2 separate regions of the Homo sapiens genome follow, and region 1 is linked to region 2. Evidence: read pairs that join two places in POLR2A ChIA-PET (ENCODE). Cell type or tissue: Panc1. All regions are shown on one strand. Links, peaks and the distances in the headings refer to the core of each region. The heading gives the core; the rest is flanking DNA. Region 1 overlaps PTPRO (protein tyrosine phosphatase receptor type O). Region 2 has its middle 15 kb from the start of EPS8.

Region 1 (15,887 bases), core at 5,827-13,826, 220 kb before region 2:
TCATTTTGATACTGACATTGAAATATCACATTCACATTGAGAAATCACATCATTTATAAGCATTTTGCAGATTGAAACTAATGTCTGGATTTATAGATACTACCAATACAGCCATAAGTCATACATGAAGCTATATGAGTTACTAATTTGTGTTTACTGAATAAATTTCTTTTTTACTCTGAATCTGATTTTAAATCTGCTAGAAAGATTGATTATCCTTCTGATAAAAATATACACCGTTCCTTTAAAAGTCTTGGGACCCAGGGATTAAAATAGGTTCCTCATTTTTTACATTTCACATGGGAAAGATTTTGAAGAACCAGACTTTATAGCTGAAATGTGAGAGCCCAGAAGACATATCACATATTGCTCATTCTGCTATTAATGTCTGTGCTTAGTGTTTGATCAGGATACTAGTAAAGGCCCTCACCATCTCTGTTCAGACATGTGGCTGCAAAGATCAAAACAAAACTACAGAACTGGCCATGCAGTTCACAAGAGGTGACCTTTGATTTCTGGTAGTAGCTTTTACTTGCTATAGATGGAACCTCTTCTGTCAACACCACTGGCACTTTCTTTCTCCTCACTTTTTCCACCCCTTATGGACACGTAATCTAGTAATCTTAGTATTGTTTGAATAAACCCCCTTTCCTTTAGTCTAAACTAGTTTGAGCTATGTTTTTGTCACTCACAACTAAAATAATGTGTTTACTGGAAAATGACTTGTTGGATTTTTTGTAATCATGCGATTCAGAAACAGTAATAGTTATGCTTGGGTTTCAAGACATAATGTCCACCCTATCCCAAAGCAAACACCGAAAGCAAACTCTCACCTGCTGACATTGTTACAAACCCTAAGACCAGAATGCAGATTGTGCTCTCCTCAGAAGATGATATTGCAGGTTATGGGCTGAATATCTGTGGCCCCCCAAAATTCCTATGTTTAATCCCTAACCCCCAATGCAATGGTATTTGGAGATGGAGCCCTTGCTAAGTAATTAGGATTAGATAAGCTCATGAGGGTGAGGACTTCGTGGTAGGATTGTTGCAGGACTTTTCCTTAGTTCAGCTAAAGATGAGGTCCTTGTCCATCCCACAGCCATGAAAATTTAGGTTCACAGGCAATTTGGAGGGTGAGTAAAACAGGGTTTTATTCGGTGAAAAGGAAGAAAAGGGAGAAACAGGGACTCTCACTAGGCTGGAGTCCCTGCTAGAGCACTTCCCACTGGCAGCTTGAATCTCAGGTTCCACACAGGAAGAGGAGAGGCCAGGTTCCTTCCCCACTGCAAACATGGTGAACTTCCCGAGGCTCCACCTCTGTGAGCAGGCTAGTTGGAATTTCTCCAAGGACCCCCTCCCACCTGACTGTCTCAGGATCAGCCAAGATAAGATGCCTAAGAATGAAATCTACCTTGTTGCCATCTTGATCTTGGACTTCCCAGCCTCCAGAACTGTGAGACATAAATCTCTACTGTTTAAACTATCACTCTATGGTGTTTTGTTATGGCAGCCCAAGCCAACTAATGTAATGTATATGCTTGTGCTTTGCTTTCCAAGACCTGTATGCTTCAAACACAGCCAACAAAACGTAGCCTGCTACTGGGTTTGGGTGACCGTATTAGTTCCTATGGCTGCCATAACAAATTACCACAATTGTCGTGGTTTAAAACAACAGAAACTTATTCTCACAATTGCAGAGCCAGAATTCCAAAATCAAGGTGTCAGCAGGGCCACACTCCCCCTGAAGACTCTAGGGAAGAATTTTTCTTTGCCTCTTTCAGCTTCTGTTGGCCACAGCAATTCCTTGGCTTGCAGCTGCATAACTCTGATCTGTCTCCATCTTTACATGCCTTTTCCTCTTCTCCAGGATGATCTCATCTCATGTTCTCTAACTTAATTACAACTGCAAAGACACTTTCTCCAAATTAGATCACACTCACAGGTTCTGGGGGTTAGGAGGTAGACGTATCTTTTTGGGGATCACCATTCAACCCACTACAGATGACTGTATAGCCTAGAAGAAAAGGGTGATAAATTATATTTAGAAACAAAACTGACAAAAGAAAATTCAGAAATGATTTATGTGGGTTTCAGGTCCATCACTCCATAGTTTGTCTTCATAAAGATTTAAGCCAGTGGAATTTCCATATGGTTGGAAAGAAAATAACTTCAAAGCTGCTGAACTGGAAACTTAATATTTTATTTTCCACTTAGTGACAGGCTAAATTACAAAGGCTTCAAAGCATACTGTGTTTACATGCAGTTCCCACTTTGCTGCAATTCAACTTTGGCAACTTCCACTTACAGTGTTCAGCCAATTAAACCTCTCTTATCAACTTAGAGTATTTACAGCAGGAAGGCAACACACAATTAAAGTTCTGTCAGTTAGTCAGCTTCCACAATTAAAGTTCTGTCAGTTAGTCAGCTTCCACATGTGCTCAAACGCTCAGCCTCAATCTGTTTCCACCATTCCTTTTGTATCTGAGGCCTTTTCCCATGGCTTATCAGTCTGTCCCCAAAGCAAGAGAATTGGGGGAAGAGTTGTTGGTCTGCTGGCATAAATGGCAGAGGAGGAAGAAATTATGGAGCCAGGCAAAGCAAAACAAAGAATCATCACAAAAGTATTTTACAATGATCATCAATAGTGCTGTATTAGTATTTGTTGAGTTAAATTATTCCATTTGATAATCACTATAAAAAAGGAAGGTGTGGAGAAATTACTAGCCTTATCTTACAGGTAATTAAAGCAAAGTTTAAAAGAGTTTAACTACCCTTCCAAGAACATACAGTTTATAAGTGGCATGTCAGAATATGTGAGATATTTTGAAAAAATATCTATGCAGGCATTTTCTAAAGGAGGTAGATTTCTGAAATAATTTAAGCAATGGAAGCATCATTTAAATAAACTTATAACTACCAAAAGGAACTAACCTAAACATCACACTGATTTAGTTGAAATTTACTAAAAATAAGTTGCTTCTTACAAGAAAAATAGAGTCAACCTTTGAATACCCTTTAAAATGGAACACTCAGTTATAAAATAACAATGGGAAGCATCTGCCTAAATATATTTGGCAAGTAAGTGCCTGAGATGGAAAAAACCAATTTTGTGAGTTGAAAATCAAATGTAACATAGTTTGTATATAAAACTGACATCAACTTAGTCCAAAGAACTTCAGATATTGTCATCTTGAAAAGCCAAAAGAGATGAGGAATCAAAGGAAGAGAGAAATCTGGGCAATTTTTGTTGGTTCATCCATGTTGGCTACAGTCAGGCAACCCAATGCCATTAAGCGCAAGGTAATTTGCCACCAAGGATCTTCTAGTTAAAAGCATCAGAAGACCCAATAACTTGATTAATAAAGCATGTGCTTTGCAAAGAGCACTTGAATAAAGACACAAAGGGCATGAAACAGATATCCCTATTCAATCCTAGAACGTGGTCAAGTGGCTCCAATTCTCTTCAACAGTGTTAAAAGACCCTCCGAAATTCTTCTCCTAGGGAAGTATTCCTCCAGCTTTGATTCCTTGAAGTAATAATTGGGAGGAATTATGAAGAGTAAAACTTGTGCTCAATATTAACATTCTATAAATGTAAATAAAATTTATAACAAGTGATTTTTGCCTCGCTTAGTAGTCTTATAGAAAGATGCACACTATGTGGGTAATCCCACTTATACACAGTTATGTACACTGTTTACTAACATTCCTCTAACATTTGTATAGGAATATAACTAGATCCACTGCATTGGTTGCACATTGTACAACTCCAGTGAACACCGTTCATATAGACCACAATGTGAATGATGCCTCCAAGAAATACAGGTGGCCTGACCGTAATCCCCGTTTCCTGTAAGACACATGGCATAGCAACTTAGAAATCCCCCTTTCCCCATAACATACCCTTTTTGAAGTGTGACAGTTATTTATATAAAAATTTCCCATCAGTTCACCTTCTGAAATGAGGTTTATAAGAGTACCAATATACGCAGGCAGACATTTGGATGTTCTTATTCTCACTGAAGGATTTTCCCCAACAACTACAGATCCATCTTTATGTTTGAGGTTTCATTACCAGATATTTAGTGACTGTTAATCCCATACTTTGTAACATGGAGATTGTTCCCTACTCATTCCTCACTATTTTTTACTACTTTCTCTAAGGCTCATTGCCTACAAGAAAAAAAAAGCCTAGATTTCTTCAGAGAATAGGAAATATTTATACAAATTGCATAAACTTAAGTTACTCTATTCCTCCAAAAATCTGAAATGCATTTTTATTTTCAAATATTTCATACCCTGAGTGTTATACATATAGTTCTTACTTCTCCAAATGACCACTAAGTTATCCAAGGTATTTATGTGTTGTATTAGATAGCTATTACCACAATAATGCTGTATAAGAAACAACCTCAAAATCTCTACAATAACATTTACTTTTCTCACTCATGGGTCTGTGGAACAGCTGGGGCAGTTCTGCTTCAGGCTGTGGGTCAGAGTCAGGTCTGCCCTATGTGCCTCCTCATTCTCGGACTAGCAGCTTCCCTGGGCATGTCTTTTTCAGGGTAGATGGCAGGCACACAAGAGGGCAAACCAAACAAGCAAGTGCATTGAAAGCTTCTGAGTGGACTTGATTTCTATCTAAGATCATTGGCCAAAGCAAGTTGATGATAGTGGGGTGGAGTACCTTCCACCTCTAAAGGGAGCTACTGCAATGTCATATAGCAAAGGGCTTGTGAGCAATAAACCAGTTGAACAATAATCCAATTCACACCACGTATGGAACTCTCAAATCCATTCTCTGTCCTTTACAGGAGTTGAAATTGATTGGACTGGATATCCCACACTTTGCTGCAGATCTTCCACTGAATCGATGTAAAAACCGTTACACAAACATCCTACCATGTAAGATCGTCAATTGTGCCAATAACACTCATGTCTTAAGGGTTGAAGGACTGTCATTGCAGATTAATCAATTTCACCAATCTCTGGCCATACCCACTTGTGGTCCGGATCTCAAGGCCACGTCTGAGATTGCATTGATCTCACTCTCCTTTGATGTCTTTAGATCTTAGCATATGGAGGAAGATTTAATTATTGTGCTTTTAAATGAATTGCATCTGAACAAAAAGACTGATCATTTGGCCCTTTAGAGATTAAAGAGCCACAGTCAAATTGGGGATTGGATCATTTGTACTCTCATAAAATATTTTCAGCCAATTCATTGGTAATGGAAAGAGGCAAATGGGAAGGCGATGCAGTATATTAAAATGCCTTCTCTAACTTCTGACAAGTTATATAGTTGCTTAGCATTTTGTAATAAAAAGCAGCATTCAAGGAAAAAAAGGTAATATAAAGCACTTACAAAACAATTAAAATACATTCCAGTTTAGATTTCACTTTTCTCTCTGCTACACGCTGTGGAGCTAGGCATGAATGGAAAAGTGAGAAGAGAAAGGCTGAAAAAGCTCTAGAAAGAGAAGTCTCTTCTTGATATGGTTTCTTGATGAAATTAGATATATTATCATAATAACACTTCACATCTGTACACAGTTCAGAAATTACTTCTTTAATTTAATGTCCACCTACAAAAGAAACCCATGCATCTTCTGTTCTCTAGGTCTCCTTAAAGTAGTGAACTCTCTGGATATCTCTAGGTGAAATGAAAATCGTGTGCTTAGGCTATATACTATAGCTGTCCAATCAATCTCACAGATATTGTAGTTCCTGAAATACTCTGAACAACACCTAAACAATCCTGGAAACAATTCTTTCAAGGACAGGAGAGCTGGTAGTGAAAAAAAAATAGTGGTTGGAAGATATTCACTTATTTATTTAAACAACAAACCAAAGTTGAAGAATAGCTAAAATATCAGGCTAAAAATTATTATCTGCCTACTCTGTCACTGACTGATTTAACTTAATATTGGATAGAAAGGGCCAAAATAATTTTTCCTTCCATCTTGAATTTTAATATTTTTTTCTCCTTATTCTCTACAGATGACTTCAGCCGTGTGAGATTAGTCTCCATGAATGAAGAGGAAGGTGCAGACTACATCAATGCCAACTATATTCCTGTAAGTAGAAAAAAAAAATCAGGCATCCCAAAGCTAACCAGCCAGAGAAAGACTAGCAGGGCTATATGGATGTGTCAAACAGTTCAAAAGAGAGCCTTTCCCAACCCAGCAATTGAATTCTAAAAAGTTTGCATTACTCCGTTTCATAATAAAGAATAGAAAGAAAAAGTCCATAGATTACTAATGTTTCTATTTCTTTATAAAGGTCCAGTGAAAGGGAAAGTAGAAAGGTTAAAGATCACCTCTCTTATGTTTAAATTTCACATTCAGCAACCAAATTCAAAGGGTTCCACCCTAGCACCTGCACTTTTAAAATATAAAGACAGTTATTATTGTCATAAAAAGGTGTGGATGTGATTTTTACAGCCTTCTGGATAACAATGCTTACAATCACACAGACTAATTATGGTCAGTTATTCTGATAGCCTCTTTGATTAAAACAGGAGAAAACATTACATAGGTGTGTGATCCTTTGCCAATTTTATCACCAGTAAGTTTTCAGTTTTTTTCCCATAGGCGTGAAGCAGCATTTGGTGTTGACAGTGTCTGGTTAGGTGATAATTTTGTCACTTATCTTTCAGGGATACAACTCACCCCAGGAGTATATTGCCACCCAGGGGCCACTGCCTGAAACCAGAAATGACTTCTGGAAGATGGTCCTGCAACAAAAGTCTCAGATTATTGTCATGCTCACTCAGTGTAATGAGAAAAGGAGGGTACGTACTTACTGAAACTGCTCCCACTTAGCAGCAAAACCTGCCCTAGCCACTGCCGTTGATGAAATGCTTGCTGTTTTCAAAGTCAAATAAAACATAGAGACAAATCGCTAAATTTAAAACATTGTATTCGGGAAGCAAGAATTAGAATTTGGGGGTAAACACACAGACCCGGTGGTCTTTGCAATGTCTAAAGGAAAAAAGAGAAGGTTGGAAGTCTTCTAAAAAGGAGAAATATTGCATATTGTTTTGCAGGAAAGTTCATTAGCACTAGTAAAGTTTTGGGGAGCTGGCAAGCTCTGATTGGTGAATGCATGGTGGTGGGTAAAACTAGTCTCAGAGTCCCAACAGGCTGTTTCAGTTGCTGTTAGATACCACTGGTTTCAAGTTACTAAAGGCAGTTTCAGCAACCGGGGCTTACAGAGAATTACATTCCTGGAACAATGTTATGCGTTCTGAGTGCTTTCTTTTTTTTTTTTTTTTTTTTGAGACGGAGTCTCGTTCTGTTGCCCAGGCTGGGGTGCAGTGGCACGATCTCAGCTCACTGCAAACCTCTGCCTCCCAGGTTCAAGCGATTCTCCTGCCTCAGCCTCCCGAGTAGCTGGGGCATTCTGAGTGCTTTGTCCCCTGACCCCTCAACTCTGTTTTAGTTAGATATGATAAGAATGACCCAAGTCATGTGATAAGAATTCACACTACGTAGCAGAAATGGTTTGCTTTATGTTTCATCTTCACCACGGTCCTATCTAATTCTTTAGAGGCGAATACCTTTGTTTTCCCTAAGTGAGCACACTTAATTCCTTTCCTAGCCTGTTTGTTTTAAAAAATTGTTTTGTCCTTGCTCCAGGTGAAATGTGACCATTACTGGCCATTCACGGAAGAACCTATAGCCTATGGAGACATCACTGTGGAGATGATTTCAGAGGAAGAGCAGGACGACTGGGCCTGTAGACACTTCCGGATCAACTATGTAAGTCACCAGGCAGAGAGCAGGTGCTGTCCCTATGCTGACACCTGCTGAGACCAGTTTGGTCGGGGAGACCCTAACCCAGCGGCGCTAGAGGAATTACAGACACACACACAAAAATATCGAGTGTGGAGTGGGAAATCAGGGGTCTCACAGCTTTAAGAGCTGAGAGCCTCGAACAGAGATTTACCCACATATTTATTGACAGCAAGCCAGTGATAAGCATTGTTTCTATAGATTATAGATTAACTAAAAGTATTCCTTATGGGAAATAAAGGGATGGGTCTGGCTAGTTATCTGCAGCATGAACGTGTCCTTAAGGCATAGGTTGCTCATGCTATTGTTTGTGGTTTAAGAATGCCTTAAGCGGTTTTCCGCCCTGGGAGGGCCAGGTGTTCCTTGCCCTCATTGCGGTAAACCGACAACCTTCAGCATGGGCATCAAGGCCATCACGAGCATGTCACAGGGCTGCAGAGATTTTGTTTATGGCCAGTTTTGGGGCCAGTTTATGGCCAGATTTGGGGGCCTGTTCCCAACAGACACCTACACCACCACCACCAGGGAAGTGCTGGGAGACCAACCCAATGAGCACTTTGAGCTTTGCATTGCTGCTTCCTTCAAGAGGAAAAATCCATTCTCAGTGTCATTGTTTCCCATTTCATCAGTGATGGTGTGGATGATATGGTTGGTCTGGAGAGGCTGAGAAGACGCAGTAAAAAGTCTGCACTAGTTCATCTCGAATTAGCTCAAGATCATAGAAGACACTATTAATCATTGTTTATGAGGCATCATTGAGGACAGAAGTGTTCTCATTACTTATATTAATCATATATGAGTATAATTGGGGTATATAAGGCACACTTATGTTTTAAATTAAATAATTAAACCCTGATTTAGTAGTTTGGGTTTTGTTTTGTTTTTTTTCTTGTTTTGTTCTGGTTTGGTTTTCATTATTTGTAAGGTACTTCTAGGTCTTATTATCATAATTCCCTATCTCTCTTGAAGGGCTATTGATTTCTGATGGATAACACATCCAAAAAAAATGTCTGTTTTTCTCACAAGGCCTGACACCTTTCTGCTGACAAGTCTCTGAGCAAACGCTGAATATTTCTGTGACAGGCTTAGGTGTTAACATCAATTGAAGTCATGCCATTGACCTCAGCCTATAGAATATACAGTTTTTACTATTAATAGTCTTCTCCACTTGAACATGCTGTCTATGAAGACAAAATTGAATAGGAAAGTTCTCACTGAGATGTTCTTCCCTGCTTAGAAACAATCCTTTCTAATAGTTAAGGAAATAGCAAACTGTAGCCTGTGGACCAAATTTACCCACTGCCTTTTGGATAAAGCCCATGAGCTAAGAATGGTTTTTACATTTTTTAATGGTTGAAAAAAGACAACTGAGTATGGTGGTTCATGCCTGTAATCCCAGCACTTTGAGAGGCTGAGGCGAGCAGATCACTTAAGCCCAGGATTTCAAGATTGCCTGAGCAACACAGGGAGATCCCATCTGACTAAAAATTCAAAAATTAGCTGGTGTAGTGGTACACACCTGTAGTCCCAGCTACTCAAGAGGCTGAGGTGGGGGAATCACTTGAGCCCCGTAGGTGGAGGTTGCAGTGAGCCAAGATTGTGCCACTACACTTCAGCCTGGGCAACAAGAGCAAGACTCTATCTCCACACACACACACACACACAAAAAAAATCAACAAGAAAAATAGTATTTTATGTGAAATGCTATATGTAAATTATGTGAAATTCAAATTTCAATGTCCATATATAACATTTTATTAGAACACAGCCTGCATTGTTGACGAATTGTCTATGACTGCTTTTGTGCTACATCAAGCTTGAGTAGCTGCAACCAAAACTATATGATCTGCAAAAACTAAAATATTTACTAACTGTCTCTTTGCAGAAAATGTTTGCTGACCCTTAAAATAGGCAATGGAAACAAAGATTGCCCGTATCAATACAACGTTAGAACTTGATACTACCTACTGATTGATCTCTACAGGAGATAAATCACTTCTTAGCCATTGTTAATTGCCACTTGTTAACTGGCAGTTAACAATGTCTTTTATGACCAGGAGAATTCAGGCAAATCCCCGTATGACTCTAACAGGCTGTGTTTCGTGTTGTTTCGGTCATTTAAAATTCACATTGCTTCCTTGTTAAGCACGTTTTTACTCAAATGCAGAGTTTCAGCTTAAGTGTCACCCCCTTTGTGGCGTCTTCTCTGGGCTTGGACACCGTTAGCCCATTCCTTCTCTGGGGCAGAGTCTTAAGTAAGCTGCTTTATCACAGCACACCATAGATAGTTACAATTCTCGCTTCTTGTGTCTGCCTCCCCAGTATACTGTGAGTTTCAGAAGCAAGTGCTGTATCCCTGTGGAATGAATAAATCAGTGAATGAATGAGTTATTTCAAAAATAATAAGGCACTTGTAAAGCATCAATAGACTTTCCGTCAGAGAAAATATTTGTCAATCCAAATGCCATTTGAACTCTGTTTTTTGTTCTTAGATATTTCAATTGAAAAGCCAGTGCAAACTGATAACCAAATACAGTACAAATCTGTCCCTAGGTTTGCACGTAGTAGAAAAAATTTCAGAGCACAAAATAGGGTCTGTTCCATTGCCTATTCTGTTGACAAAGAAGAGTCACATAGATTATTGCTTGGTCAGTACTATGCTTCTTGTCCTTGGTCTTAAGTGATGACCTATCTTTCAATGACAATCATGTGAAGGACTTGAAAAATAGGAATAAAACATTGAACAGTAGTGTTTGTTTGTAAGGAATTTACTTGTTACAAGCGTCTGGTACCAGAGTGCCCCCTTTTGGCCATAAGCATAATGAATCTAAATGTTAAGCTACAATGAAGGCTAAGTTGCCCAAAGAACATTGTGCTATGCTAATTAATATATTTTTCAATTTGTTTCATTTTTTGTTTATACCCTTCTTTATCCATTCCATATTGATATGTGGAAACTTTCCAATTATAAAAAGATAAAATTACATAAATAAGGAACTCAAGGTAAGAGAAATTTAGGAATAGCTAAGTAAGATAAAACCAGAAGAGTTTTCTCCTTTAACAAGAAAGGAGAGAAATGACCATAACACACAACTTGTCACTTTCTACTACTTGAAATTTGGCATCAACTGAGTGAGAGCTGGAGACTAAAGATCATCAAAAACGTGTTTGTTGCCAGGGACTTTGTGCCCTGCTATTCAGCTCACAGGGCTGACCCCAGTTCCAGGACCCCTGCCGTGTAGCTGCGGAGAAACTAACTACAATTTAATGATTTCCTGATTTTAAATCACCTTGCACTTTTTAACTGAATACATTTTCACTTCAACCGTACTGGAATATATATATTGGCTACAATGTACACATGTTATACAAATTATGATCAGCATTTAAACAGGGCAAGCATTTTCCTGAACTTTCCTGGCAACCAAAGTTATCTGGTGGCTGAGTATTCTTAAATCCTCATGATGTTGAATAAGTAAATTATTCTGCACAATTCTTTATGCCCAAGATAGTTTCTCAACATACTTCCTGAAGAGAGCAGTGAGGGTAGCCAGCGTCTTTGTAGACTTCATGTTCTGTGTGTCTAAGCCAGAGCCCTTGAACATAGTAGGGGAGGCACTGCATGCTGCTGGGGATATATTAGGTGCCAAGGGTACAATGGGTGTAGGGGAGGTGATAACTTATGTATATTTAAACAAATCTTACATATTTATTTATACATTTTATTTATGAATTGTCTTTATACGTTTATTTTCTGTCCAAGACCACTGACTCTTTGAAATTCATTTCTCTTTCAATACCTGAACTTAAATTTTAGCTCAAAACTGACAGCGAGGCCAAGCTTCCCTCCTTCCCAGTTATGATATAGTATTCCAGCCTCTGAGTGAATTCTAGGCTCTTCACAAGTTTGAGAACTGAGGGATGAATCAGACCTTTATGAAGCCTGGGTTTGGGATATTTCTGATGGCTGATAACAAGTGGAGAATATGTAACTCTTACAAGTTAGTTGGGACTAAAAAGAGTTGATCTGGAAAGATATACATTCTAGTTAATATGTACTCAGTTCAGAGAGAACAACAATATATTTGATGTATGGGTTAATAGGAATAGGAAAATATACAAGTTATACTCACTTACTGGGGACTCCCAGAATCAACCATACAATTGCACGGAGCTGGATGACGGTGAGTGATGGTAATGAGGTACTAGTAAGTAGTAATATCACACACATGATTACACTTAATTCACACAACAACTCTTGTTATAAGTATCATTAGGCCATTTTTAGATATGAGAAAACTGAAGCTCAGTGAGTCAAGTCCTCTAGTATCAAAGCCCAAGACAAGGATTCTCATATAAGTGATTTTGTGAAAGTGCATTCTTAGGGAAAGCCCATAAGGGAGCAAGGGAAGCAGATTGACAGAGAAGAAGCCCTACAGAGCATTCAGCTGAAAATCTCACCTGTGCTGGATCCCACAGAGAGTGCTGGGGGCATGAACAGCACCATGGTACTGTCTCACTCTGAAAAAGGCTGGATTTTTGTACCCCACAATTAGTCAGTCATTAGCTGTGGGCTTCCCTCAGCAGGAGAACGCAACCTCTTAGGCATTTTCTATCGAGGCAGCTCTGTGCAGTGGAAGGCAACTATCAAGAGATAGGTACTGCTGTGCTGTTAGCAGCAACTGGGAAAAGTGTGTCCCAGGCTGGCAAAGTGTATCTAAAGGGCACCAACAGCACTTTCTACAGTGTTTAATTCATTAGCCAAAACTGATGCAGCTTCTAAATGACAGAGCCAGGATGCAAACCCTAATCTGCTTAAGTGTTGTCCACAGGTACAGATTAGCCTACTTATCCTACTATTTGAAGCTTTATACAATTAGCGTGGTTTTTTTTTTCAATACCTATTTTATGCCAGATATGGTGCTCAAAGCTGGAAAGGAAAGTGTACTGACCAGGAGTGGAACGTGGCTCTACCTTTTTGCATGCTTAACTAGCAGAGTCCTGGGTCATCCTAACAGTGAACTGAAAAATTAATGCTTGTTTTTGGCTTTTTTCTCTAAAGGCTGACGAGATGCAGGATGTGATGCATTTTAACTACACTGCATGGCCTGATCATGGTGTGCCCACAGCAAATGCTGCAGAAAGTATCCTGCAGTTTGTACACATGGTCCGACAGCAAGCTACCAAGAGCAAAGGTCCCATGATCATTCACTGCAGGTAACCTCATCAACTGCATTTTCTATTAAATATTAGGAGTTGGTTTTGTAAGGGGAACAGCTCACCATTCCATAAGCCCTTATCAGGTTTAGTTGAAAATTAAATAAACTCTGATGTTTTTTAAACTATGATTAATTGATGTCTCACTATATACAATGTTTATTCTGGCTTTCCTGTATCTATACCCTATAAAATAGATGTTATTATTCCAATTTTTAAATGAAAAAAATAGAGAAGGGTAGAGATGTTAAGGGATTCACACAAGTTCATGCAACTAGAACATGGAGGAGTTAGTATTCAAATCCAGGCATGCCAATCTGCAAAGATCATGCCCTTAATATGTGATATTATCCTACTCCATCAAGGATTCTGGGTAGTTACAACATGGACAAATACAAGGTCAAATTATAGAAAGCTGATCACAGCTTGACATAATATAAATAGGCATAAAAACTAGAAAAGGAAAAGAAAAATGAAAATATTCAGCTTAGGAAGATAAACATATTTGCTATGATTCCTCTTCGGGATTGTCTCTTAAATTGTCAGACAGTAGAATGAAAAAGGATATAGGATATAAAAAAATCAAGGTCCACACTAATTCCCAACAGGAAAAGTTATCATTAAATTTAATTTGTTCTTCCTACTGTATGAACAGAGCTCCATCAAAATCTATCTCTGTGATACAATATTGCTGTAAAATCCTTATGCAACCTCAAAAGAACAGGGGACATAAACGTGCTCCAATGGCAAGTGAGAGGTGGCAGTGGGATGAAGATGTGAAGGGAAGCATTGGCAGCCATGCCAACCTAAGCAAATAAATCTACAATCCCAGACCTACTGCCTTGGCCCTTGTGAATTAGAATGACTAGAATGAGGAAGTATATGTGTGCATTCATGTGTGTTTGTGTGGAGTGTGTGTCTCCCTGGAAAGGAAAATGCTTCATAAGCTACTAAGTTTCTGTTTAGGGCAGATATTGTTGCTGTCAATCCACTGTAGGCATTCACAGGTTAAAAGATGTGCTTTAGCAGGTAAGATTATCTGTTCTCAAAATGGTTCTTTTCAAGAACAGAAAATGAAGCTCTTCAACTCTGGGGTCAAACTCACAGATTCCTTTCATGGAAGATAGTAAGTGCAGTTCTGGATATGACTTTACAGGTGCTCACCCAATGGCAGATCATTTTATCTGAGAAATCCTGGGAGGGAAGAGTTGTCTAGTAGAAAAAGCAACCCTTAAACTCAAGGTTTATAGAGTGGGATTTTTCTAGCAAACTTTCCATATAAATTTGCTTGAACTTTCTCTTTTCCCATCATTTCACAGTGATTCAAAGCTAAGAGCCATTTGACTCTTTATTGAGGATTAGAGGGAAAAAAGGGCTGACTTCAACACATAGAACTAGGGACTGTGATGGGCAGTTGGTCAGCGCATGTCAGTCCACTTCCATCTGTGCCCCGAGCATTGGGATTGGGGGACTGGCTGAGACTGGGTCCAAATTTTTCATTTGATTTTAAGGCAACTATCTCAAAGGTCCCTGTGAGATGGAAGCAGGCCCAGGACCCACTAAAATGGCAGGCATGCTGTAAGGCAGGTCTGGGGTGGTGAACTGAACTTAGGGTTGAAGATACACAAATCTCTGTGGTCCCAGACCTAGAGTTAGGGTATGGACATCTCAACTGGAGTTTTGAGCTGATCTGAGGGCTTAACTCTGATGCTGTTCAAAAGACAGGGTATTGTTTATGTGTATCAGCTCTCTGAATTCAGAAATCAGTTCCCGAGAGTACTCAACATGGAATCCCTACTTTTCTGCAGAAGCAGAGACCCCGATAAAGGGTGTGGCCAATGCAGTGCAAATGTCTCTCAGGAACGTAGCCATGATAGTCAGAAATGTGACATTAGAAGGAACACCAACCACAACTCCATACTTAAAAATCAGTTAAGTGGAAAATATTGTCAGGAGCTTAGTCTGCGTTTTTCCACAAGGGTACTATTTGTAGTTTTTTAGAAATCATCAGTTTTATTTCAACAGTAAAGTAGCACCATCTGGGCTGGCCGAGGTGGCTCACGCCTCTAATCCCAGCACTTCAGGAGGCCGAGGTGGGAAGATCACCTGAGGTCAGAAGTTCAAGACCAGCCTGGCCAACATGGCAAAACTCCATCTCTACTAAAAATACAAAAATTAGCCAGGAATGGTGGCACATACCTGTAATCCCAGCTACTCAGGAGGGTGAGGCAGGAGAATCACTTGAAGCCGAGAGGCAGAGGTTGCAGTGAGCCGAGATCATGCCATTGCACTCCAGCCTGGGCAACAGAGCAAGACTCCATCTCAAAGAAAAAAAAAAAAAGAGGGGGGAGAAAAAAAAGAAGCACCATCTGAATAATATGCCATCGGAACATTCTTTTGCAGTGCTGGCGTGGGACGGACAGGAACATTCATTGCCCTGGACAGGCTCTTGCAGCACATTCGGGATCATGAGTTTGTTGACATCTTAGGGCTGGTGTCAGAAATGAGGTCATACCGGATGTCTATGGTACAGACAGAGGTAGGAACATAATCTATATGTATTTTTAAATTTTCCCTGGACTGAAAAACTTACCATTATTCAATGATATGCTTCAAAACAATTCTCTCAAACTTCTTTGTATCTTTCTTTCCCATTTTCTTATTGTATATGTTCAAACTGCTTTGAGGCATAAAAGAAATAGACACTAGCCTCCAGAAATCCATTCGACATATAGTGATTATACTTTTATTGGCATCATAATTCAGAGTGCATGGGTAGATTCGTAAGAGTAAAACCTCTTTGAACAGACTCAGAGTCAATTGCAGATAACAGCCATCCTGGGTAAATGCCACCAAATAGAGACTGTTGAACTG
Region 2 (15,887 bases), core at 796-8,795:
GTTTTTAAAGATATAGCTATATGTTATTTACAAACATAAGAACGTGGAAAGCTTAAGATATATCAATTATATAATAATTAAAGCTGGTATAGCTATGTTGACATCACACGCAATGAGCTTCAAGATAAAAAAGCATTATTGTGGCTAGAAAAGGTCATCACATAATGATAAAATCTACAAGAGGAAATTGAAAAACTCATTATCATAGTGTAGCTATTTCAACACCCATTCAACCACTGTTAAGTTATTGATATCTCTCTATATCTATCTCTATCTCTCAATATATATATAGATTACTTATATAGAGACCTATATCTATCGATATATGTATATATCATATATATAATACATATGTGGCATATAGCAATTAGAGAATACACATACTCAACAAACCCATAAGAAATATTTGTAAAAATTAACCAGCATACCTTAATACATTTCTGAGAATTTGCATCATCTAGAAAAGGGGTTAAAAATCTTTTTATGTAAAGGACCTGATAACAAAAGCTAAGGTTTTGGAGGTCAGTGGTCTCTATTGCAACTACACAACTCTGCCACTGTGTAACTCAATAGCAGCCATAGACAATACATAAGCAAATGACCTTAACTATGTTCCAATTAATGTAAGACCCACTAAATTTGAATTTTATGTAATCTTTACAGACCTCAAAATATTATCCTTCTTTTGTGTTGTTTGACCATTTAAAATGTACCAACCATTCTTAGTTTGCCAGCTGTAGAAAAACAGGTGACAGGCCAAGTGTGGCCCATAGGGTGGTGATTCACTGACCTCTGATCTTGACTCATCTGTTTGTAAGGCAGTACAGTTAGAAATCAATAGCCGACTAATTTTTAAAACATTTAAGTTTAAAATGAAATTTTAATTAATTGTACTTTTTAATTTCTAAAGATTAATTTAAATGGGATTTAAAAACAGACTCCCCGCCCGGCATGCTGGCTCATGCCTGTAATCCCAGAACTTTGGGAGGCCACGGCGGGCAGATCACGAGGTCAAGAGTTCAAGACCAGCCTGACCAACATGGTGAAACCCCGTCTCTACTAAAAATACAAAAAAAATTACCCGGGTGTGGTGGCACATGCCTGTAATCCCAGCTACTCGGGGGCTGAGGCAGGAGAATCACTTGAACCCAGGAGGAGGAGGTTGCAATGAGCTGAAATCCCACCACTGCACTCCAGCCTGGGTGATAGAGCGAGACTCCATCTAAAAAAAAAAAAAAAAAAAAAAAAAAAAAACAGACTTCCCAATAATGTATGAATAGAAGAAGAAATCATAATAATAAAATTTATAAATATGTAAAACTGCAAGAAAGAGAAATAAATTCTAGTATATTCTGTTAACAAAATATTCTATAGCGGTGAACATGAGGAAGCAACCACTATGTTCCGCAGTATAGATTACTCTTAGAAACTTAGAGTTGAGTGAAAAAAGTCATAGAAGATTATGCATGATAAGATATCCTTTTTAGAGAGCTCAGAAAAGCATAACTAAATGATTTATTATTTAGGAGCAGCAGACATTTGTTAAAAATTTGTTTGTAAACAAAGGAATGTTTATCACAAAATTCAGAATAGTAGTTACCTCTGAAAGGCAGGAAAGGAATGAAATGAGGAAGCTAACACAGATAAGTTGCAATAGTATTGTAAGGTGAATCATCGGTGCTCATCTTAATTACTATTCTTGTCCCTCCTGGGAGAAAAATTGTGGAATTGCATACGGTAGGGAGGACCTTAATGCAGGGAGACAGCCATGGCTAGGGAAAGGCTAAAAGAGATGAGACAGAATGACGGAAGAAGGACAATGGAATTGTTGCTCTAATTTGTGGTGAAAGTGCTCCAGTCATATTCTCTTATTTACCTGGACTCAGGTCATCAGAATGTCTCATTCCCTATTATCTCTGACCTTTGAATGACTGATGAGCTCTGTAGATTTAAAACAAAAAAAAAAACTCCTTTCTGAACAAGAGCACAGGTATTCTGTTTCCAATTTTAAATGTGAAAGTTTGTTTTTATGGTTTTTATGAAAAGGTTGATTTCCTCCAGCAATTTTAATGTTCTGTATAACTAACAGAAATTTAATTTTTGAATTTGAGAGTTATTGATCCATTTACTAGTAACAGCTGAATGTTCCTTAAAATGCAAAAGAGACATTTGTTTTATCTTTTTGAGAGAATGGTGCTGTTTGTTCTGCAGAACTGGAAATTTGCCATTTATGAGCAGCACTTATCTCACTATTTACAGCTTTTTCTAATCAGATCTAGGCTTTTTATTTTCCTACTTGTGCCTAAGCAAAAAAAAAAAAAAAAAGAAAGAAAAAGAAAAGCAGATGAGAATGAAAAGGGAAGAAAATAAAATAACTGTGGGGGGGGGGAATCTTCAAAAAACTATCTGTTTAAAATTATAGTAGAGCTTTAAAGTGGAATTCTACTATACAATTGAAAAGAATGAGGTGGTGACATTAACTACTAGCTAGGATAGACAGCAAGATATATATTTATTAAGGTGGGGGGAGACAGCATGTTGCAATACATTATGTAGTATGAATTAACTTATATAAAAAAGAATAACAAATAAATATAAGCCAACATTCTACCAGTATTTTATGGGAGAGGGGTGACAGTGTAATAGGAGTCACTTTCACTATTTCAGTTAATTTATTTCTATAATTGAATTTTAAGCCATTTTTAATACTACAAAAAAGTATTATTTTGTGGCAGAGAAAATTTAACTTAGTAATATTTTATTATTCATTGTGGATTTTTCATGTTTCTCAATTCTTTACTCCTGCTAGAACTCGGGCAGATTTTTAAAACTCCCATCCCTAATGTCCAAAGTTGCATTTTTGTATCTTTAGGATTGCTGAGCTAGAATAATCCTTAGGCTATTTAACAATTCCCCCTGGGTAAGCTCATTGGCATTGCAAACACAGACACTGTTTCCTTTAGTTGGCACCCAAACTTTCTTCTTCCTTAACAGCAGAATCCTCAGCAGGGAAAATAAAACGAAAGAAAACTCCTATTACGAATTTGGAAAGTTTTAAAATGCAAATGCACATTTATCAATACCTATCTCACCGAGATCACTTGTGCTCAAGGTAATTCCAACAACCTTAAAGATCATTTTCCTGATCACAGCACAGAAATCCCAGTTTCGTTTTTGCTTTGGTTTTTTTAATCAAAAATTCATTGGTTGCTAAGAAATCCCAGTTTGGGCAAGGCAAGAGCAAATATATCCCACAGATTTTAAATGTAACTTCATCTTAAAGGACTCAGAAACACATCCACAACCCCCAACACACACACAGAGAAAGAAAGAGAGAATCTCTAAAGTGTGCTATAAACACTTGTTGGCTTTCCAAAAACATTAAGTTTCGTACCACTTTAATGAACACTTTTTAAATGCAAAGCTTTCAAAGTATTTTCTTCACTTTATTGTATGAAGGATGCATTTCTTTCCTTCCTCTCTTCTTTCCTTCCTTCATCCTTCCTTCCTTTCTTCCTTCCTTCCCTCCTTCCCTTTCTTTCTTTTCTTTCTTTCTTTCTTTCTCTCTCTCTCTCTCTTTCTTTCTTTCTTTCTTTCTTTCTTTCTTTCTTTCTTTCTTTCCTTCTTTCTCTCTTTCTCTCTCTCTCTTTCTTTCTTTCTTTGAGACAGAGTCTCACACTGCCACCCAGGCTGGAGTGCAGTGGCACAATCTTGGCTCACTACAACCTCCGCTTCCTGGGCTCAAGCGATTCTCCTGCCGCAGCCTCCCAAGTAACTGGGATTTCAAGCATGTGCCACCACACACGGCTAATTTTTGTATTTTTAGCAGAGACGGGTTTTTGCCATAGTGGCCAGGCTGGTCTCGAACTCCTGACCTCAAGAGATCTGCTCACCTCGGCCTCCCAAAGTGCTAGGATTACAGGCGTGAGCCACTGCACCTGGCCAAAGGATGCATTTCTGATCTTATTAACCACACTCATCATTCTGGGCATTCATGACTGTACTACAGAGGTACACGACCCTTTAATCAAAACCCTTGCAACCAGATGTTTTTAATTTTGTAAAGGGAACATGGTACTTATACCATATATTCGTCCCACCCCAAATAAGGTCTGTAATTAACACATTATTTCTGCAGCAAAACATATTCCCACAAATTAGAATGAACTTCCTAAGTTGCCTCACATCAGTTCAGATAAGATTTGCTGCCAAACAAGTACAAGACAAGTCAGGCTTTGCTACCAAATGGAATTTGAAAACAAACAACCCAACCAAACAAACTTAAAAAAAAAATGAATCTTTTGTTTTGATACTGCAGATAAGTCACTGCGCACTTATGTAACAGTGACTAAAAGGGTGCCTGAGTTGTTTTGTCTTGGATGTAGAGGTCATGGCTATCATTTTGAGGACTCGAGGTCTGCTTCTCTAAGTCTTCCTGCCTCTATGCAATCTGGCATCCTCCCGTCTGTTTTGTTGCTGTGATTTCCTCTACCACCTTTCCTGTCCTGTTAATTTATCACTTTTAATCTGCTGTGACTTAATGAAATAGATACTAACATTATAATTATGTATGAAATTAGAGTAAGTAGGTTTTACATCAGAAGGCCAAAAGTTGTTTTATAATAAGGTATATAAACTTTGCTCATATTCATGATAAAAGCTATTTCAACCATTTAGAGGCTTTTTTGTTTGCTAGTGATTCGCACCTGTATTTGCAATTTTTGAGATACTTATCTTTAAAAAAAACCCAACACTCCCCACTCTGAGAAAAAAAGAGAGAGATACATTGTCTCATTTTATAGATGTCATCTATTTTCAGGATCTGACATCTTATAAAACCATATTATTATAATATATATATATGACATTTTGGTCATCGAAAAATAAGCTAAAGTTTAAAACTTATTCACTCTAGCACAAAAAAGATTATGACGATAAATAGTGAAGTATTTGTAAAATATTAAAAGTAGAATCTCAGCATGACTTTTGTAAACAATAACAGTCAATTGCCAATATTTTTATTATCGCTCAACTTGCAAGTCCTTCCATATTCTGCCCCTGCCTTCTGCATTTATCTTCCTTTATTACTGCTGTCAGTGTGAGCCTTTCCACAGCTCCAACATGTAGAGCCCTTCAGCGGCAATGCCCACACAGGCCATACTTATCCCTGCAACACATAAGAAATCTGAGGAGGCCGGGCGCAGTGGCTCATGCCTGTAACCCCAGCACTTTGGGAGGCCGAGGCGGGCGGATCACGAGGTCAGGAGATGGAGACCATCCTGGCTAACACGGTGAAACCCCGTCTCTACTAAAAAAATACAAAAAATTAGCTGGGCGTGGTGGTGGGCGCCTGTAGTCCCAGCTACTCGGGAGGCTGAGGCAGGAGAACGTCGTGAACCCGGGAGGCGGAGCTTGCAGTGAGCCGAGATCGTGCCACTGCACTCCAGCCTGGGAGACAGTGGGAGACTCCGTCTCAAAAAAAAAAAAAAAAAAAGAAAGAAAAAAAAATCTGAGGAGGAGTAGAGGGTCACAAATAGAAATCAACACAGGAATGTCCAAGACTCAAGGTTCCCTGAGGGAAGTAGCCAAAGCTGGTCGAACATCAGTATCAAGTGTTAAGAGAGAGAGGTAATGAAAGCCCTACTCCAGAAGAGTACCAGGAGAAGTAAGAACAAAGAAACCCAATCAGGTGACTCAAGCATAAGAAAGCATCTTGAGGGCCTCTGACTCACCCATTTAGCAAAGGTCCAAGTACCTGCCAAGCACAGGGATGGGCCCTGGGGATACAAAAAAAAAAAAAGTACAAAATGGTCCCCACCCTTCAGGGCATGCAGTGTTGTTAGCAATTAGACAAGCATAAACAAATAATGACAACCATATACCATGTCATACCAGTACAATTTAATACCAGGTGCTACCTGAGCACAGGGAAATGAGTGCCTGACGCTGCTGTGCAAAACCAGCAGTGACATCACAGAGACTTGCTGTGCTTCCTTTCACTGAATGGCTTCCAACTTCCATGCTGCTCCTCCAGCGCTCTGACATGCATTCGCCACAGCGCCTTAGCACTTGCTCTTCCCTTGCCCTAGAGCACTCTTCTTCCAGATTGCTACATGGCTCACTCACTTCATTCAGTTCTCAGCTCAAGTGCTACCTCATCAGAAAAGATTTCTCTGACGAACCACCCTATTTAAACTATACTCCTACCCTGCCTAAACCCATACACACACACACACACACACACACTCACTCACTCTCTCTCTCCCTATTGCATTACATTGCTTTTTTATCACAGCACCTATCACAATCTGAAGATCTCGTTCAATTATTTATTGTCTGTTTCCCTCATGTAAATTCTGTGAGAGCAGGGATATCTGTCAGTTTTGTTTATTGCTATATATCCCCAGTGCTGGGCAGAGTTTAATGAATGAATAAGGAGAAATTTGAGCTGAGTTATGAAGAACATGTAGCAGTTTATCAAGGGAATGGGCAGGAGGTGGAGGCAGGAACACAGAATGTACATAGACACAAATAACAAGGAGTCAAGGCACTGTTAAAGGAACTTAAAGAGGGAAATAAAATAATCTGTTCCTGGCACACAGTGTGTTTATATTCCATGTTATTAAATAAATGAGTGAATGAGTGAATAAATGGTTGAATTAATAAACAGAGTTGTGCTTTAGAAAGTGTGTAAGGGGGCTGGGCATGGTGGCTCACACCTGTAATCCCAGCACTTTGGGAGGCCGAGGCAGGAGGATCATGAGGTCAGGAGATCAAGATCATCCTGGCTAACATGGTGAAACCCTGTCTCTACTAAAAATACAAGAAATTAGCCAGGCGTGGTGGCAGGTGCCTGTAGTCCCAGCTACTCGGGAGGCTGAGGCAGGAGAATGGCAGGAAGCCAGGAGGCGGAGCTTGCAGTGAGCCAAGATCGCATCACTGCATTCCAGCCTGGGTGACAGAGTGAGACTTGGTCTCAAAAAAAGAAAAAGAAAGCGTGTAAGGGGGCAGGCCTGTGCTGGATTTGCGGCAGACTGTCTTGCAGCTTCTAGGGCTAACTCAGGTGAGGTGGAGCTGCTAGGGTCCTGAATTCAGAGATCCCTTGATTGACAAGGAACATTATGGCAAGCCAGTGGCTGAAGTAACTGAGGAGGAGAAGAATGATCAGGAACTCAAGGAGACTCAGCTCATCAAAGCTGCTCCAACAATGACAACGAGCTCTGTGTTTGAAGACCCCACAATCAGTAAATTCACCAACATGATGATGAAGGGAGAAAACAAAGTACTAGCCAGATCCTTCATGACTCAGGTTCTGGAAGCTATGAGAAGTACCATGATGCTTCTGCAGGGGAACAGGCAACCATTGAACACAACCCCTATACCAGAGGTCCCCAACCGTTTTGGCACCAGAAACTGGTTCCCACCGACAGGGGAGAGGGGGTTGATGGGAGAGGGGTGGAAGGGATTGATGATTTCATCAGGCACTGGATTCTCATAAGGAGTATGCAACCTAGATCCCCGAATGTGCAGTTTACAATAGGGTTCGTGCTTCTATGAGAATCTAAAGTTGCTGCTGATCTGACAGGAGGTGAAGCTCAGACGGTAATGCTGGCTTTCTCACCTTGCTTGCTCGCCACTCACCTCCTGCTGTGTGGCCTGGTTTCTAACAGGCCATGAACCTTACCACGGGTCCATGGCCTGGGGGTTGGGAACTCCTGCCCTACACCGTCTTCAACTAGGCAGTGAAAAACTATGAGCCTGTGATTGGGCTGATACCCATCCTCAAGGGAGGCCATTTCTCCTGGATCCCTGGATCCTCACCCTACCAATATCACCACTTCCTGGCCATAAAGTGGATGATCACTAAGTGGCACCAGGGGATGCTGATGCCAGCCAGAGAAGCTGTCGCATGGGCTGCTGGAGGCTTTTTGCAACCAGGGCCCCGTGATCAAGAGGAAGCATGACATGCACAAGATGGTCAAGGCCAACCATGCCCTGGCCCACTACTGCTGGCGGTAGAGATTCCAGAAGGAGCTCAGGGCCCTCCACTGCAAGAAATACTGTGAGCCACTGCCACTTCAAAAAATAGCTGTGGGTTAAGGATGTAGTTCCTTTTTAAGGGCCGGCAGGCCTCATGAGAAGGATGGAGCAGCATATTTATTGCCTGGTAATCCTTCTTTCTTTGAGGCTAAAATTTGCTCTCCCTCTGTCCCCCTCTCCTTGTAAAGAGAGAGCACATTGTCTTGGAAACGTCGTCCAAGAAACTTAGGACCCAGGCTTCTCTTCGCTCAGCTTGGGATGGACCTTTGGATGATATAAAAGGAAGCGGTTTTAGGTATTAGAAAAGATTTTGGACATTTGGATGATATAAAAGGAAGCGGTTTTAGGTATTAGAAAAGATTTATTAGAAAATTCTCACACTGAACTGGTATACCTTGTGGTACAGTACTACCATTCACTAAAACTGTCTGGAGGGGGAAAAAAGAAAGTGTGTAGGATAGATTGATGGAATGGAAGGTAGGAAGTAGAGAAATCTCAAAGGCTAGTCTTCTATAAAGAGAAAAATCAGGCTCCAAAATGGCCTTAGCCCCTTCCCCTCAACAACCCCACAGAAAAACAAAAACAAATATATAGTGCTGAGATTATCACTAGCAATATACAGAACTCAAATATGAGGAGGAGATAGTTCCCGAGACCACAGAAAAGTGAAACAACTTTGAGCAGAGAGTAAGAAAATCAGACTTCCATATCCAGCACATGCTTCCTCCTTCCTGGCACCAAAAGTGTGGAAAACTTCCCTTACTCATGGTTTCTACACGGGAAAAGTGAGATAAAGGTGGGCAACAAGCTTCTCTATCATCTTGGGTTCCCTAGCTGGAAACCTGTCCCTGCCTCAAACCACAGGAAGCATACCAGGTGCTGTAGGTAGAAATATCCCTGAGGGCTGCCAGACACAAGGAAGGGAAGTGGAACTACCATCCCCAGCCCTGGACACTCTGCTCTGTAACTTGGCAAAAGAAAATGCCAAGGCTGGGTGCAGTGGCTCATGCCTGTAATCCCAGCACTTTGGGAGGCCGAGGCAGGCGGATCACGAGGTCAGGAGATCAAGACCATCCTGGCTAACGTGGCGAAACCCCATCTCTACTAAAAATACAAAAAAAAAAAAAAAAATTAGCGGGGCGTGGTGGCATGTGCCTGTAGTCCTAGCTACTCAGGAGGCTGAGGCAGGAGAATGGCGTGAACCCAGGAGGCGGAGCTTGCAGTGAGCCAAGATTGCACCACTGCACTCCAGCCTGGGCAACAGAGTGAGACTTTGTCTCAAAAAAAAAAAAAAAAAAAGGAAACACCAAATCAGAGTGTCCAATCAGCAGCACCATGCAGCAGGAGGTACATTCCACAGGTTGGTCCCCCTAGGCACAAACCCCTAACAATCCTTTCCATATTAATAGGATATCCTTTTTCAGACCTCCCTCATTAAAGACAGGCTATGTGAAAGTACACAGTCAAAGAATTAAGAAGAAAACATAGTGAAAAGGAACAAAGATCACCCACAGGATACAGAAAATTACCTCAACAGACCAAATCCAGGAATTATTGGTGTTCCAGGAACAAAAAACAAATAAAGGGGTCATTTCAGCAAGAGGATATAACAATTTTATAACACTTATATATCAGTGCACCCAACGCCAGAGCTCCCAAGTATATAAAGCAAACATTAATAGATGAAAAAGGAGATATAGACTGCAATACAATAAAAGTAAGGGATTTTACTCTCCATTCTCAGTAATGGATGGATTATTCACACAGAAAATCAACAGAGTTAAACTACACCCAAGACCAAATAGGCCTAATTGATATTTACAGAGCATTTCATCCAACTGCTGCAGAATACACATACTTTTCATCAGCACATGGAACATTCTCCAGAATAGACCATATCTCATGCCAGAAAACAAGTTTCAACTAATTCAAACAAGTAGAAATCATATCAAGTATCTTTTCTGACCACAATGAAATAAAACTAGAAATCAATAAAAAGAGAAACCTCAGGGAATACACAGACACGTGAAAATCAAACAACATTCTCCTGAATGACCAGTGGGTCAGTGAAGAAATTAAGGGGGAAATTTAAAAGTTTCTTGAAAGAAATGAAAATGGAAATACAACATACCAAAATCTATAGGATACAGCAAAAGCAGCAGTAAAAGGGAAATTTATTGCAATAAATGCCTATATCAAAAATGTAGAAAGACTTCAAATAAACAATCTAAATATACACCTCAAGGAACTAGAAAAGCAAGAACAAACCAAACCAAAATTAGTAGAAGGAAAGAAATATAAAGGTCAGAGCAGAAATAAATGAAATTGAGACCAAAAAAATACAGAAAATCAATAAAACAGAAAGATGATGTTTTGAAAAGATAAACAAAATCAACAAACTTTTGTCTAGACTAAGAAAAAAGGGCAAGGCGCGGTAGCTCACACCTGTAATCCCAGCACTTTGGGAGGCCAAGGCAGGCAAATCACAAGGTCTGGAGATCGAGACCATCCTGGCCAACACGGTGAAACCCCATCTTTACAAAAAATACAAAAAATTAGCTGGGCATGTTGGAGCGTACCTGTAGTCCCAGCTGCTCAGGAGGCTGAGGCAGGGGAATTGCTTGAACCTGGGAGGCAGAGGTTGCAGGGAGCCAAGATCATGCCACTGCACTCCAGCCTGGCGACAGAGCAAGACTCAGTCTCAAAAAAGAAAAGAAAAAAGAAAAAGAAAAAAAGAGAGAAGACCAAATAAATAAAATCAGAAATAAACAAGGAGACATAACAACTAAGACCACAGAAATGCAAAGAATTAGAGATGATTATGAGCAACTATTTGCCAACAAGTTGCAAAACCTAAAAGAAATGAATAAATTCCTGGACATATAATACCTACCAAGATTGAACCATGAAGAAATAGAAAAATAATGAAGGCCTGAACTAAAAACATGAGAGTAGAGAAGAGAGATTACATCTGAGAAGCAAGCCAGATTGTCATATGATTGATGTGGAGGAGTCAAAGAGGAAAGAGGATTCTGATATGGGTGTCCAGATGGGTGGCAGTGCCATCGGCTACTGAGTAAAACCAGGCAAGGGGACTACAGTGGGGAGGTAATCCATTCCATGTTGGAGATCTTGGGATTGAAGTGCCTTTTTAACAGGTGAAGACAACGAATATGTAGCGTAAAGTGTAGGCCTACGAGTATAGTCAAGACAGAAGACAGATTTGGTATAGCATGGATGTCTTCATCTTCAGAATGTTCTACTGGAATAAGAAGACAAAATGTAAGGACCATTTAAGAAATCAAGAGGCAGAAAGAAGAAAAGGAGCCTCCACAGAAAACTGAGAAGCAGCAGCTACTAGGGTGATGAGATGAAAACTGTGGGTTCAAGCCCCATGAAAACATGCAGTGTGCTGTCTAGCTCACTAGTCCCAGTGCCCTGGCCCACAGGAGAGACTCAAATACATAGGAAAACTGAACCAAGTAAAGCAGGGAAGAGGGAGGGATGGAAGGGAGCTTGGAAGGAGTGAACTGGTTAACAGTAAAACTACAAATGTAGCAAGAAACATAGTGAAAGCTAAGTATTCAAAATACAATTTATTTCATTTTATTTATTTTTGTTTGTTTTAATTTTTTGTTTGTTTGTTTGTTTGAGACAGAGTTTTGTTCTTGTTGCCCAGGCTGGAGTACAATGGCGTGATCTCAGCTCACCACAACTTCCGCCTCCTGGATTCAAGCCATTCTCCTGCCTCAGCCTCCTGAGTAGCCAGAATTACAGGCATGCACCACCATGCCTGGCTAATATTTTGTATTTTTAGTAGAGACGGGTTTTCTCCATGTTGTCCAGGCTGGTCTCGAACTCCTGACCTCAGGTGATCCACCCGCCTCGGCCTCCCAAAGTGCTGGGATTACAGGCATAAGCCACTGTGCCCAGCCTTTTTTATTTATTTTTTGAGACAGGCTCTTCCTCTGTCACCCAGGCTGGAGTGCAGTGGCAGGATGATAGTTCACTGCAAGCTCAAACTCTTGGGCTCAAGAGATCCTCTTGCCTCAGCATCTCAAAGTGCTGGGATTACAGGTGTGAGCCACCACACCCAGTCCGAAATGTATTTTAGTAACATGCCAGACACCGTTTTGACCAGGTTACATAGCTTAATTTAGTCAATTCTTATGAAGACCCTGTAAAGTAAGGATTATTATTATCCCCACTTTACAGATGAGAAAATGAGGCACAGAGAGGTGAAGTTGCCTAAGGTGACACAGGAAATCAATGAGAGAGGCAAGATTGAAACCCAACTGTCCTGCTTCAAAGCCAACATTTATTTGCACAGATGGGAGAGTGTGCTTTCTGAGGGAATTTAAGTGTGGGCAATTTCAATGGAGTGGCAGCTTTGTGGCCTGGGAAGCTGAAAGGAAGGTGAAGAAGTGGAGAGAGCAAAGGTAAACTGCTGTTGCAAGGAGCTTAGCTAGGAAGAGAGGATAGACTAGTAGCTGGAAGGGAACATAGGAGTGACAGAAGCTGTTTTGTGTTTTTAATGAGCAAGTCTGGAGCATGTGGGCTCGATAGATTCTGTTTACATTACACTGTAGAATTTGCTCAAGGAAAACGAGGGGGTTGGATAAAAAGACAGATTCCTTCCAGCTTTGAGTCTACTATTCCACAACTTTGAAATTCTTTCTCAGTGAAGCCAGATGGAAGATTTTACTTGATAAAATTAGTTGGAAAAAATCATTTACTACACTTTTAATGAGGTATTTAAATAGAAACCCAAAGACCTATTTATTCTAATATCGTTTTAATTCATGAGCTTTTAATGTTTTCCCAAGCTGGTCTGTGACATTTCTTGGCCTAAAGAGAAATCTAAAGTTTTTATTGTCTTTAGATTTGGCCTAATGACATGTTTCTGCTTTCCTGTCTAAGGTTAGGAAAGAAAGAGTCAAGGTTATCTTGGGTTCATATTCTTTTTCTCCATTGCCTTTTCCTTTCTGTTCTCTGCCCCTCTTTCCACACAAAGAAAAAAAAGTAAGTGCAGGCGGTTATAAAAAAAAAGCCATGTTTCTTTCACAATACATCTTAAACTAATGTAATCACTCGTGTAAGTGTTTTCTGCAATTTTCTGTCTACTAAATATCCCTTGAAACACTTCAGCTTTCTCCGAACCTGGTATCTTTCACTTATGCTAAACTTTTTCTTTTCTCCTTCTCTTCCTATGAGCAAGAGAGAAGGATAGACTAGTAACTAGATAGACTAATAGCAGTGTATGCATGTCAATCCCAGAAATTACCCCAGAGCCTCATTTTATCTCTACATCACTGCACAAAGCCCTTTCTCAGCACACCTGCTTCAATTATACGTATTCCTATTTTTTTCATACTTTTTGCACTTTCCTATCTCCAGTTACTCCTTTTCCTATCCTTACCTCAGTTTTCAATTATCCCCTAGTAGGGCTATAAGAAGGGGAGAGACGGCTGCAAAAAATATAGAACTCATTTTTTCCAGCTTTCAGATGTGTTTTGGCACCTACCAAAATTGGTATATCCCCAGTTTTGGAAATTCACTATACTTCAGACAAAGTAACATTACACCTGGAAGACAGGTCTCAAAAGGAATTAGAGAGCTATTCACTTAGCAAATCTTTGCTCCTTGCTCATTTCTATTCTGGGCACTCCTCCATACAATGGATGAATAGCATTATCTCTCAGACAAATGCAAATAATCTTCATAGAGAGATCTTTATGTTTTTCTCTAAAGTATGGTATCTTTCTAGCTCACAGTTCCCTGGAACCAGGTGATAATTAAAGAGTTTCAGGCTCAAAGGTGTTCTCTCTGAAATTCCTGATGAGCTAGCTTCAGACAAGAATGAGAGTAAACAGAGATGGTGATGATATCATAAGTGGATCAGGTTATAATGTTAATAAGTTGGAAATGAAATGTGGCTGCCTAGTATCAATAATTGACTTAATTCACATTTTCCCTGACACATGTAAATCCAAATCCCAGCATTCATAATTGTAGTTACCGTATTTTGGCAGGCATATGTACCAAGCTGAGATGAACAGAGCACAAATAATCTCTGTCAGTACTGTAGCCTACACCACAGTGGAACCTCATTATAAAGAGATCTAAAACATTTTGTGACAGCAGGCAATCCTTCTCTAGAAATAATAGCAGAAATCTCAATATCTCTAAATCTAAATAATGATTTGCATCCTTTATCTTTACAGAACAGGCTTTTAAAACTATAAAATATTTTAGAATACTCAGCCTCTGGGACAAACTAAGTACTTCTCTATATAATTGAGCAACATTTTCAAATATTGACCACCCTGATGATTCCAAACCATGTAATTAGCTTAATCAAGTATACTTTCCTCCATCTTACTCTTGGCAAAACATATTTTTACATTATTTAATACAATTAAAAAGCCATTCGTTTTTCTATTTCTCCTTTTTTTTTTTTTTTTTTTTTGAGATGGAGTCTCGCTCTGTCGCCCAGGCTGGAGTGCAGTGGCGCGATCTCCGCTCACTGCAAGCTCCGCCTCCCGGGTTCACACCATTCTCCTGCCTCAGCCTCCCGAGTAGCTGGGACTACAGGCGCCCACCACCATGCCCGGCTAATATTTTGTATTTTTAGTAGAGATGGAGTTTCACCGTGTTAGCCAGGATGGTCTCGATCTCCTGACCTCGTGATCCGCCCACCTCGGCCTCCCAAAGTGCTGGGATTACAGGCGTGAGCCACTGCGCCTGGCTATTTCTCCTTATTTTTATTTTTTTCTTAATCAAGAATGCTGAAAACCTAATTTTTAAACCATGAAAATTTTCCATTGGAAAGTCTTCAATTTTTAGGATACGGAACATTTTAGCTTAAAACAATTAATTGGCAAATGACCGATGCAAATGCTTTTTATTAAAATTTTACTTCTATTTTTACAAGGGCTAAAAAAAAACTAGAATATGTGCTTTATACCATCTAATAGTTAAAATTCTTCTGTATGTGAGAATGTGAAAGTCTTCTGTAAAAGGAAACATTTTCCCTAAATGAGTTTTTGAAGGAATCAATTTCCTCTATTCCTGGTCACAACAGTTTCTGAGTTTTTGACAAGTCTTGTCTCCAAGAGTTTCTGATACTCTTTCCAAATGTTTAGTAGGAAGAAGCTTCTCTTTGCTTTTTCTGGGAGAAAAAGCCAGAAGAACTCTGAGGCTGCAGTTCTCTCTCCTGACCTCCTGTCCTTCCTCACTCCTAGCTCCCAGAAGTCCTTCCAAAGGTTACCAACTGGCTTTAACCCAACTTTAACTTTTCAACTGAGGGCTTGGAGAGGCAACCTAGACTTTTTAAATTTTTTCTTTTGTTTCATAAAACACAAGATTGAAAGATTATTATAAAATATTGCCTTTCGAACACACCATGCTTACATTGGCAGAATCCATGAGAGCACTGTGGTCCCAAGGCCCTTTAAGAGGTGGGGTGTTATTTCTGAAATGGATTTGGACCATATGCAACACATATAAGAAAGTTGCATTTTCCCGCCACAGTGGAAAACATCTGTTTTGCTAGTGGATTTGACTCTATTGCCAGAATAACTTTCCAGATGTTTTGAAACTCTAAACAACTGCTTCCTTTCTGATCTGCTCTGCCTCAAAAATTGATTTGCTAAGAAAACACATAGGTCTGTGACATAAATGAAAACAATAATATTTATCTTAACTAATCCATATTACCAAAACATTTTAGACATGGCCTTGGACTAATGGTGTAAAATAGATTCTTTTTCTTTCTAAAGCAGGCATACAGACATGTATACACATAGGCTCTTGGAAAGGAATATAGTGCAAACAGGAAAACATTC

The links. Peaks named below come from ENCODE experiments on the same cell type or tissue, not always from the same donor. Only the 100,000 strongest peaks of a DNase experiment are listed, where the experiment ranks them.
Region 1: POLR2A ChIA-PET joins it to region 2 with 10 read pairs; 2 of 35 experiments call an interaction of 5 or more read pairs at or near these places.

The regions. Positions count from the first base shown.
Region 1 is chr12:15,574,039-15,589,925 of GRCh38, forward strand. PTPRO (protein tyrosine phosphatase receptor type O) reads left to right here. Exons shown (of 27, transcript NM_030667.3): 20 at 4,815-4,905; 21 at 6,001-6,077; 22 at 6,659-6,793; 23 at 7,641-7,763; 24 at 12,859-13,013; 25 at 15,417-15,552. Among named protein-coding and RNA genes, the nearest start is that of EPS8, 210 kb to the right of the region's middle. In Panc1, for the core only: CTCF peaks have their summits at 6,670 (motif pointing left), 6,871, 10,604 (motif pointing left) and 10,803; no DNase peak of the experiment used is centred there.
Region 2 is chr12:15,796,146-15,812,032 of GRCh38, forward strand. It overlaps the pseudogene MRPS7P2. Among named protein-coding and RNA genes, the nearest start is that of EPS8, 15 kb to the left of the region's middle. In Panc1, for the core only: no CTCF peak of the experiment used is centred there; no DNase peak of the experiment used is centred there; H3K4me3 peaks cover 927 bases; H3K27ac peaks cover 2,717 bases.